Linked DNA regions of Homo sapiens: region 2 is linked to region 1. A link is a loop called in an ENCODE intact Hi-C map of the cell type or tissue named here. Cell type or tissue: GM12878. All regions are shown on one strand. Links, peaks and the distances in the headings refer to the core of each region. The heading gives the core; the rest is flanking DNA.

The links. Peaks named below come from ENCODE experiments on the same cell type or tissue, not always from the same donor. Only the 100,000 strongest peaks of a DNase experiment are listed, where the experiment ranks them.
Region 2: a loop joins it to region 1, with 2.0 times the contacts of the local background. A loop is called at or near these places in 1 of 110 quality-filtered maps.

What each region holds. Positions count from the first base shown.
Region 1 is chr3:179,954,280-179,959,667 of GRCh38, forward strand. All of the region lies in intron 2 of PEX5L (peroxisomal biogenesis factor 5 like), which reads right to left. LOC124909463 (a long non-coding RNA gene) reads left to right here and starts at 2,459. Exons shown (of 2, transcript XR_007096182.1): 1 at 2,459-2,581. In GM12878, for the core only: no CTCF peak of the experiment used is centred there; DNase peaks (open chromatin) are centred at 2,412 and 3,251; H3K4me3 peaks cover 819 bases; H3K27ac peaks cover 1,943 bases.
Region 2 is chr3:180,265,362-180,270,749 of GRCh38, forward strand. No RefSeq gene overlaps it. Among named protein-coding and RNA genes, the nearest start is that of LINC02053, 150 kb to the right of the region's middle. In GM12878, for the core only: no CTCF peak of the experiment used is centred there; a DNase peak (open chromatin) is centred at 2,110; H3K4me3 peaks cover 736 bases; H3K27ac peaks cover 1,289 bases.

The DNA of each region.
Region 1 (5,388 bases), core at 286-5,285:
AAGCCATTTGATTTTTCTAGTACAATGTATCTTCAGGCCAATTATGAGTAAAATACAGACATATTTGTGTGCAAACTAGGAAACAGAACAAAACAGTCTTTATTTTCATGTGTTCTTATGTTCCAAGAGAACCCTCTGCTTGCCCTATTCCGTGATTCAGTACTGGGCTTCTTCCAAAGAATCACCACAGAAGAACTGGCAAGTGGCAGCAGGTGACCGGCAGGGGATTTCTGGGACCTTTTTTTTGTTTGTTTGTTAATGTAAAGAAGTCCCTTTTATTTAAACTCCTAGTGGGTACTAGGCATTGTGCAGTAACTACTGATTGTATCTGTAAATTCAAGAAAATGCAATGCAGTTTCGTTTTCTTGATGGCTGGTGGGAAGGTGATTGACAGAGGTGGAGCGCGGGCTTTGGAGGCAGACAGACCTGATTTCAATTCTATGTTTGCTGCTTGACTAGCTATGTGACTCTTTTCGGGTTTCTCAGCCCTTCTAAGCTTTGTTTTATTTTTTTTTTATTTTCATCATTCTGAAAAACTGTCATAATTATACCTCTCAGGATGCTGTCTGGCACATAGTAGGTGCTCAACAACGTGAATTCCCTTTGTTCTTCCCTCCCCCTTACCCCACTTACAAAGTGACTAAATTGGACAGTTAGGGCATAAAGTATGACCCATTCAACTCTTCAGTCTCATCTACAGTGTCTATATTTGTGTTTTAAATGACCTCTGCACAAGCTGATTCACCAAAATTTCTCTTCACTCCCCCTTTCCCTAACTCCTGTCCTATAATGTGGCTTCCCCAAGAACTTTAAATCTGACACATATATTTATTTTATTTTTTTTAGATAATTTCTTCTTCCTGATAGGCTGGAAGTTCTGAGGAAGCTAGAGGCAGGCCTTCCTCATGTCACAGAAGCATGTTTCTAAATAAGGAAGAATAATAAGAACTAATTTGTGGTTACTAACCTTTGGTACAAGTACAGCCTGAAATAATTGTTCCAAAGACAGTTTGTTGATAGAGGGCCTAATTCCCTTCAAAACTATACAGGGTGGTTCTAAATGTCAACTTACTTCGTGAGAGAAAGTTCTCGTTTTCTTTGGCACCTTGCTGAAGCTAATTGGGTTTCTTTGTGTTTTGAGCGATGTTATGTGACTTTTTTTTTTTTGCTGAAGACTCACTATGAGTTCTGCTATGCTCTTTTTTTTTTTTTTTTTTTTCAAAAAGAAGGCACAGGTGTTAACGAAATTCATCTGGGAAGTGTTTTTCTAGTCTTCGGGGACAAATATGTTTTCATGTGGGCTATGTAATTTCTTGACTGCTAAATAAAGTCTGGGAGCCTCAGCATGATTTTTGCTGTTCTAGGAAAAATATTGTGTTCATTTCAGAAAAATAGAATCTATAGTGATTAAAGTACCATTATTTCTTTAGAACTACGTATTATAATATAATCTTTTGGGGCAGTTGAAAAACATAAATATGAGTATTCACTTTTTTCTTATTACGATTAGAAAGTTATCTAAATAATCACTCAAAAAACCCAATGTAATTAATTTGATGAGTTATAAATTCATAAAATCATGCCATACTTTACCCCCTCCCAAAGTACTACCGATGTAAAAGTAATCATTATGGATGTGTTCATTTTTCTACAGGGGATTTAATTTTTAAATTGCTCTTAAACACAAGAAAGTGATTCATAACCCTAGGGCATTAGTGGCTTCCTTACAGACGATACCATCTTGGATTTATTCACAGGAAGTAATCCTCTCGAGTGGCTCAAATGATTATTTTTATAGTTTTCCTTAAGAAATTCTCCCAGAATTCTTGGGAGATAGAAGTAGGGAAACTATTATCATTTTGCTGATAGGGAAGTCAAGGCTTAGAGATGTGTTCAAGGTCAAATAGAAAGTCATTGGCAGTGTCAGGAACTTGAATTTTAGCACCCTCACTTGTATTTCAGCTCTGCCTTATAGATCTTAATAACTTTCTGTACCTTTGGTTCTTTATCAGTTTAAGAGTTTTGCATTTTGGAGCCCTAGGAAAAATGGTAAAATCTAGAATGCTTATAAAATAATACATTCTAAAACGAATTCACGATTATTTCTTTTCATCACTGCCTTTCAATATGAAGCAGTCTTAGGTCTGAATTCTATATCCCCTTTAGTGGTAACCACTTCATACAAGTTGCTTAGACTTCAATATGGGTTTCTAGAGTGTATTTTTTGGGCATAAGAATACCCTAGTGGATATATATATCTGTGTCCTCAATGAATGAGGTACCAAAGTAAATTATCTCCTAAGTTTCATGTGGCTGTAAAAATATTTAGTTAGTTTCTTTTCTCAGCTAACTTAAAAATTCATGCAAACTGAATTTATGCAAATCCGTGTTTGTGGTTTGGCTGTGGTCAGCCTCAGGAAACAGAAATGCTGTATAACTGCCACATAGAATATAGTTTAAACCTGAGGTTTTACGGAGCGACGCAACATGCACGGTGCCATCTCCAGTGATGCTTAACGGTGCATCCGGGATATGAAAAGATGACACTGCAAATTCCCACAAACATCATGCAGAATTCACGGTAAGTCAGTACGTATATGTCTAATCATAGTAATGTACATGATTTTTTTTTGCAATCCCTTCTTTTCCTCTTTAATTTGATAACTTGCATCTTAAAAGATGAGTAAGGTTTGAATGGTCACTGCATGAGCCAGTGAAAATCCTGGAAAAAAATTGCCTAAGGATCACCTTGATTCAATATAAGGAAACCACTAAAATGACATTTATAAAACTATGTAGCAATGTGGAAAAATGAGCGTAACATAATGTTACATAAAGAAGCAGGTACAAAATTGAATGCACACCGACTGCGACTATAAAAAAATTAAAATTATCTTGCAATTATGCAAAAGTGAGAGTATGCAAAATGAAGAGTTCTCAGGACCATGGGTGATACTTTCTCTCTTGTCCAAAATTTCTGGAGAAAGGTTTCATATATACATCATAAGCATAATGTAGCTGGGGAGAAGGGCCCCAAGGGTGATTGCCAGTAGTCTAGCATTAACAGGTAAGGCTCAGGGAGGAAGGCTGGGGCGCTGCTTTTGGGAGGATCACAGAAGGAATCACAAGGAGCTGGGAGGGGCAGAGTCATGTCAGGTGAAAGTCTAAAGGGGTGGCTAAATATCAGCTCTCAGACCACTTCTGTAGATGGGCATGCAGTGACACTGGACATGTGCCAACAACTTGGGATAAACTAGCTCTACTAAACAGATCAGCAGGAACTTCAGCCTGAGAAGAAAGGTCAGCTCCTGTAGGGCAGCTGGTGGAGTGACATTTTCAGAGCACAGAAATATACTCCCATAACAGAAAGCTGCTCAACAAATACTGAAGTGACAGGCTTTCTGGTTTTGTGCCAGGTGTAGAATTTTTCAAATGTGGTGGGTACAGAGGTAATTCTAATGCAAAGTAAGGATTTAATTTATCATACGTAGCACCTCAGACACAAGCACTTGAAACATATGTAGCAACCTCAATGCAATACATGGTTGTTATTGGTTATATTACAGGGCCATCTGGTCACCTGGTCCTGGCCATTCAGTATTGTGTACTGCCCCAGTGGCCTCAGAATGGGCACGTATTTAAGGATTAGGCATCTGCTCTTTTTTGCAGCTTTGCTTTTGATTATGCATGTTTATGGCTATGTAGCCACACATTCTCCTTTTCTCTATTTCTTCTCTCTCTCCCTCTCACACACATACACACACACATGCACACATATATACATACACACTCTCAAGAATACTTTTTTTTGGGAAGGAAAAAATATATTTTCCAGTTTCCCCATCTTAATGTATTTATGCTCTTCTTTATCATATATGGCATATCTTTCCTTTAAAAATAGGAAGGCTTTTTCAGATTTTACCATCTTATGTTATTTCCTAACAGTCAAAATTGCAAGAAATTTCCTTAATAAGTGAGGGAGGTATGATGAAAGGAAGTTTTTAAACGTGAACTCACTTGACCCAGCACTGCCATGTACTGCCGCACAGGCTGTGTAGAGAGCATAGCCTTCTGGGGTTGTGCAACACAGCAGCCCTGTGTAAAATTCCCTTTGCCCCATTGTGTATTGTAAAATGGGTATGATAGTAACCTACATGGTGAAGTTGTTGGGAGGATTAAATGAGTAATATACAAAAAGTCTTTGGAACAGAGTGTAGCACATACTAAATGCTGTGTAAGTGTGTCTTGTTATCATTAGTCTTTTAATAAACGTGGTGTAAGACCAGAAGAGCTTAAGACAAATATCGGGTTAACAAGTTTCACCTCTTGGTCTCCCTCATTTATGCTTTCTTTTTGTTACAATTTGTTTTACAGGACTGATTACTGAGTAGGTTCGCTTTAATGACGAGGCAGGAAAGGAATATTTGCAAGGTTAGGGACATTCAGATAAAGGATTTAAGATACTTAACTTGTCTTTATTCTTTTTTGTAGGCCTAGAAAATCAAAATAAAAAATTAATGTCTTTATCAAAGTATAAATGATCCTTTCCTGACACCAAAAATTGGAATAACATAAACCAATGCTTCCTAGGAGCCACAGTGTGTACAGGATTCTTCTGCAGGGCTTGTTAAAACAGATTCCTGAGGCTGAGGCAGGAGAATGGCGTGAACCCTAGAGGCGGAGCTTACAGTGAGCCGAGATCGCGCTGCTGCATTCCAGCCTGGACGACAGAGCGAGACTCCATCTCAAAAAACAAAACAAAACAAACAAAAACAAAACCGAAAAAAAAAAAATAAAAAAAACCAGATTCCTGGGCCCCACCTCCAGAGTCTGAAGCTCAGAGTATAAATTTCTAGCAAGCGCCAGGTGATGCTGATGCTGTGGTCCATGAACCAACCACTCTTTGAGTAGACAGGTTCTAAAAAACATCTTTGGTAATTGTTCCCAAAGCCCACGTCTCCTCCTGGGAACACGTGGAGCACTGGAAAACCTTGTAACTTTTTCTGGACTATGATTAGGGAAGGAGGAAATAACGCACATCTTAGTTCTTAGAGTTCTGAGGCTCCCAAATGCTCCTGGGAGCCCTTGGTTCCAACTACTGCAGCACGGGCACTGTAACTGTCTGTTGACTGTAAGTCCAACCATACCGGCTTCTTAAAGGCCGTGACTATGGTTATGTTATCTCTGTGTTCCAGCACCTAGCAAACACCTACCAAAAAATTAGGCTGTAAATAAGTTTGTGTAAAATAAGTAAAATAGATTAAATCATTTCCATCAAAATAATGTATTTTTTCTTTTTTTTGAGATGGGAAATAATGTATTTTTTTCAAAAGCAGCATTCTATCTTCCTCCTGAAGTTATTTCATAATAAAGAAAATGAAAAATTAT
Region 2 (5,388 bases), core at 217-5,216, 310 kb after region 1:
CTTCTGATACTGTCTGACAGCACCACCCCATCAGAGATTCTTCTAGTTGTGTGCTATGGATATTCGTTTCCTGTAAAGATGGTTGCTTGGATATTTTGATTTTGTGAATGCTGGGTCAACCTAATCATATTTTCCCATATAAATTGCATCCATGTGAAATTAAAATTGAACATAATTAAGAGGAATCCTTTCTGTCTGTATGTCCTATGCATCATTTATCAGGTACAGATATCTCAGGATTAAGGAATCTAAATTTAATTTCATTTTGGATGCCTAAGTAAGTCCTGGGTGAACAAGAAGGCTGGATGAGTCAACAAGAATTGCTGAATTGGCCAGGCTTACTTTGGAGAAAGAAACTTGCATCTGGCAACTGGGCAGTGATTCAGGAGATGGCTGATGCTAAAAGAAAAAATGAAAGTATGAGGCTTACATGCTTATAATCAGCTCCTAACCTCTTTAAAAACACCCTTAATTTCCCTTGTAGTGGTTTCTTTTTCCATTCAAAGGGTTCTGGATCTTAATTTTAATTCAATTTCATCAGGAAACCAATGTAGAAAGAGTAAAAAGAAAGGCAGATGAATAGCAGAAGGAGGTTATCTCAACCTCAATCACTCATGGATGCTTCTAGCTGAAAACACCAGAAAAATCTAAGTGATGTAAACAACTAAGAGCAAATGTAAGAAGAGCTAGAATGCTAAAGTCTAAAGGCAGTTAGTGGGAAGGAGATACTTATAAATTATAAGATAATCTGAGAAGGAAAAGTTGATGGAAGGGGAAAGAGAAGAAAGTGGAGGGGACATGGGGGAAGAGCAAGAAGCGGAGGGAAACAGAAGGTAAAAATGTATGGACTCCATTACCTGATTAGAACTAGGTCCTCAGCTTAAGCTCAGTTACGCTATCAAAGGATGACCTCAACATCTCAGTAGCTTACAAAAACATTGATTTCTCTTTCATGCTACATATATACTCCAGGTCAACTGCCACTCAGCAGTTAATTGTCTACATTCTAGGATCTGGGTTGACTGTCTGAGAGTTCTTAATGAGGTTTTAGAGGAAAAATAGAGCATGAAAGCCACAAGATAGAAGCTCAGAAGGGACACGCTTCATTTCTGCTCACATTTTATTTGTCAAAGCAAGTCACATGGCCAAACCTGATGTTAATGGGGTGGGAATGTATATTTTGAATGATATGTAATTATCCAATAATAATGTAATAATTAAAACATATGTTTTAATCTTCACATCAAGTAAAGATGGCTATGATTTTCCCATGCTTAGGAGTATTGGTTAGAGTGTTTTGCAGAATGTCCTTCAGTTTGTTTTCTTCTGATACTTTTCTCATAAGACTGGGATTATGGGGTTTTTTGGGGAGAAGGGAGAAAAATGCCATTCTCATCACATGATATCAAGAATATATGCTATTAACATGAGCATCATTGTTAATCTTAAACTTGGGGTCAGGCTTGTCAGTTTTCTCCACTGTAGTTACTTGTTTTTCCTTCTTTCTATACTATACTCTTTGGAAGGAAGTCACTATGCACAATTCACACTTCAGAAGTGAGGAGTTATGCTTCACTTCTTTAAAAGTATTTCCCCAATTTTATAGGTGAGGAATTGGAAGTTTAGGGAGCTTAAGCCCAAGACAGCATACTTACTTAGTAGCATCAAGACTGATACCCAAGTCTGTCTGACATATAAAACTATTCTTTCTTCAATATTCCACAAAAAGTACTCCTACTCCTCTAAGAACAGGAAAGTGCTAAGAAAAACAGAAGGATGTATTTATTGGCTGTTTTACTGAAGCATGTTGAGAAACATGCCCTTGATATTTCAGACATTCAGATAATGGTTCCTTAACTTGCTCCTCACTAGCATGGTGACTGGAGAGCTATAAAGCTCCCTCACGTTTGTAACACTATCCAGTCACTGTCCTGACATGGCCTAACTATATACTAGACTGTCTTTCTATAATCATGTCCTGACTCCATTCTAATCAGTAAGCCATCTTTCAAAAGAGAAACTAACTTCTTAGAGCACTGTGAGGGGAGAGCAGAAAATGAAAGTGATATTATCTGCACATCTTGTGGCCAGGAGATAGCTTCTAAGCAGTGTTTTCATGAAGAGAATTATAAATCCAGATATGCCTAATAAAGAAAGACATGTTCTTGACACAGAAAAAGCTCTAGACAAATAGGAGAACTGTCACCAAGACTGAGAAGTACAGCAACAGGATGGTCTATGTCTGTTGGTCGAAAATTCTGAGGGTTTTCCTTCTTGTCAGGGAGATTCAATGTTGACATTTAAAGTATGTGCCAAGTCCTGTGTCCAGTTTTCTTTTGAAGTGTCATTGACAGTGCAGTTCAAAGACAGAAATGAACATCAGATAGCACTGAGTCGTGTTTTCTGAACTAGAATCTAATCTCTCTTCTGAAAAAAAAACTAAGTTATAGAATGTATAAAGATAAAACAGAGTTTATGAATATTCTACATATTTCATATGAAGAAAAGTCTTTTCTCTGTCCATTTTTATACAGAGAATAGAGACTAGTTGGTTTCTAAGTCACATGTACATACTATATATTTAATTGTAATTGTATGATACACAAACATTATTAGTTGAAATATCCTGATGTACAATTATTTTTAAGTAGATTGAGCTCTTGGCTGGCAGTCAGAAAGTTGAATTTTTCACTTCTATTTCTCATAATGTGCAGATATATTTTCAGAAATTTTCTCCAATTGCTGAGATTATCTGGACTATTTGAATTTGCTATTGTAAATCACGTACAAGGATTAAGCTTTTAGGACAAGAACTGTTTTCTTTCCCACTGTGCCTCAACACTTAGTTTATCATAGAATACTATAGATACTTAATAAATGTATGTTAAATAATACATACCAAAACACTGTATACACGCAGTAAATGTTTCTTAAATATCGAATGAATGCTCTCAAGAAAGAAGCATTGAGTGAATTTAAGACAGTCATAAAATGCACAGCTACATCTAAAATAAAAGACCACGTCTAAAGTCAATGCTCATTATTATCCTTCAGTTCAGAATAAAGCTTTTTAAAAAATGAGAACAAGTTTAATAAAGTCTGTATCACATAACATGCGTGATAGCACATTTCTTCCAAATATATTGATCGAAGGCAAGATTTCCAATGGTGAATATTGATAATTGACTTCTAGGCTGTCTCTGCAGGGGCTCACAAAACTTGCTGACCAGCAGGCTGCTATTCATATGAACAGAAAGTAATTTTCCTTTTGATAAGTCAAAAAGATTATATGTTCTTTACATTAAATAACAAAATTGATTGAAAATTAATATTTAATGCTGGTGACAGTATGTTGAGAGAGTTACTCTTCTCTAACACTGGTGTAAGACTATTTTGGTACAACTTTTCTGGAAACTAATTTGGGACTATACACAAAGAGGCTCAAAGAATTTATAGCTTTTTACAAAAGAAAACAAAGAATTCTACTTCTAGGTATTCATCTAAAATTAAAATCAGAGATTTTTTTTCAGAGATTACTGGATATAAAGATGTTTGCTATGTGATAATACTTAAACCTTTGAAACAACTTCAGTGGTTATTAGAGGACTGCCTAAGTAAACTAAGAAATATTCACTCAACAAAGTATTATTCATCCCCTTAAAATAAAGCGTCTATAAAGGAAGAGCCTTATCCAATTCTCCTTTGATGGGTACCTAGGTTAATTCCATGTTTTTGCTATTGTGAATAGTGTTGCGATGAACATATGAGTGTTCTTTTGGATGGATACACAGTAACGGGATTTCTAGGTTGAATGGTAGTTCTGTCTTAAGTCCCTTGAGAAATCGCCAAATTGCTTTCCACAGTGGCTGAACTAATTTAAATTCCCACCAACAGTGGATAAGTGTTTCCTTTTATCCATGTCTATTGTTTTTTGATTTTTAATAACAGCCATTCTGACTGGTTGTTAGAATGATTTCTCATTGTGGTTTTGATTTATTACTCTGATGATTAGTGAGGTGGAGCATTTTTTTCATATGTTTTTTGGCCACTTGTATATCTCCTATTGAGAAGTGTCTGTTCATGTCTTGCCTATTTTTAATGGAGTTATTTATTTTTGCTTGTTGAATTCTTTTAGTATAGATTCTGGATATTAGACTTTTGTCAGATGCATAATTTGTGAATATTTTCTCCCATTTTTTAGGCTATTTATTCTGTTGATAGTTTCTTTTGCTGTGCAGAAGTACTTTAGTTTACTTAGGTCTCACTTTTCTGTTTTTGTTTTTGTTGAAAATTGCTTTTGAGAACTAAGTCATAAATTCTTTACCAAGACCAATGTCCAAAATGATGTCTCCTAGATTTTCTTCTAGGATTCTTAGAGTTTGAAGTCTTACATTTACGTCTTTAATTCATTTTGAGTTAATTTTTGTATATGGTGAAAGGTAGGAGTCCAGCTGCATTCTTCTTCATATGGCTAGCTATCCCAGTACTGTTTATTGAACACAAAATCCTTTCCCCATTGTTTATTTTTGTTAGCTTTGTCAAAGATAAGATGGCTGTAGGTGTGGAGCTCTATTTCTGGGTTTATATTCTGTCCCATTGGGTTATGAGTCTGTTTTTGTACTAGTACCATGCTGTTTTGGTTACTGTTGTCTTACAGTATAGTTTGAGAATGGGTAATATGTAGCTTTATTCTTTTGGCCTACAATTGCTTCAGCTATTCTGCTTTGTTTTGGTTCTATATAAACATTAGAATCTTTTTGAGGTCTGTGTTAAATTACGTTGGTAGCTTGATAGGAATAGCATGGAATCTGTAAATTGCTTTGGGCAGTATGGTCATTTTATTTTTATTTATTTATTTTTATTTTATTTTATTATTATTATTATACTTTAAGTTTTAGGGTACATGTGCACAATGTGCAGGTTAGTTACATATGTATACATGTGCCATGTTGGTGTGCTGCACCCATTAACTCGTCATTTAGCATTAGGTATATCTCCTAATATACCTCCCCCCTCCCCCCACCCCACAACAGTCCCCAGAGTGTGATGTTCCCCTTCCTGTATCCATGTGTTCTCATTGTTCAATTCCCACCTATGAGTGAGAATATGCGGTGTTTGGTTTTTTGTTCTTGCGATAGTTTACTGAGAATGATGATTTCCAATTTCATCCATGTCCCTACAAAGGACATGAACTCATCCTTTTTTATGGCTGCATAGTATTCCATGGTGTATATGTGCCACATTTTCTTAATCCAGTCTATCCTTGTTGGACATTTGGGTTGGTTCCAAGTCTTTGCTATTGTGAATAGTGCCTCAATAAACATATGTGTGCATGTGTCTTTATAGCAGCATGATTTATAGTCCTTTGGGTACATACCAAGTAATGGG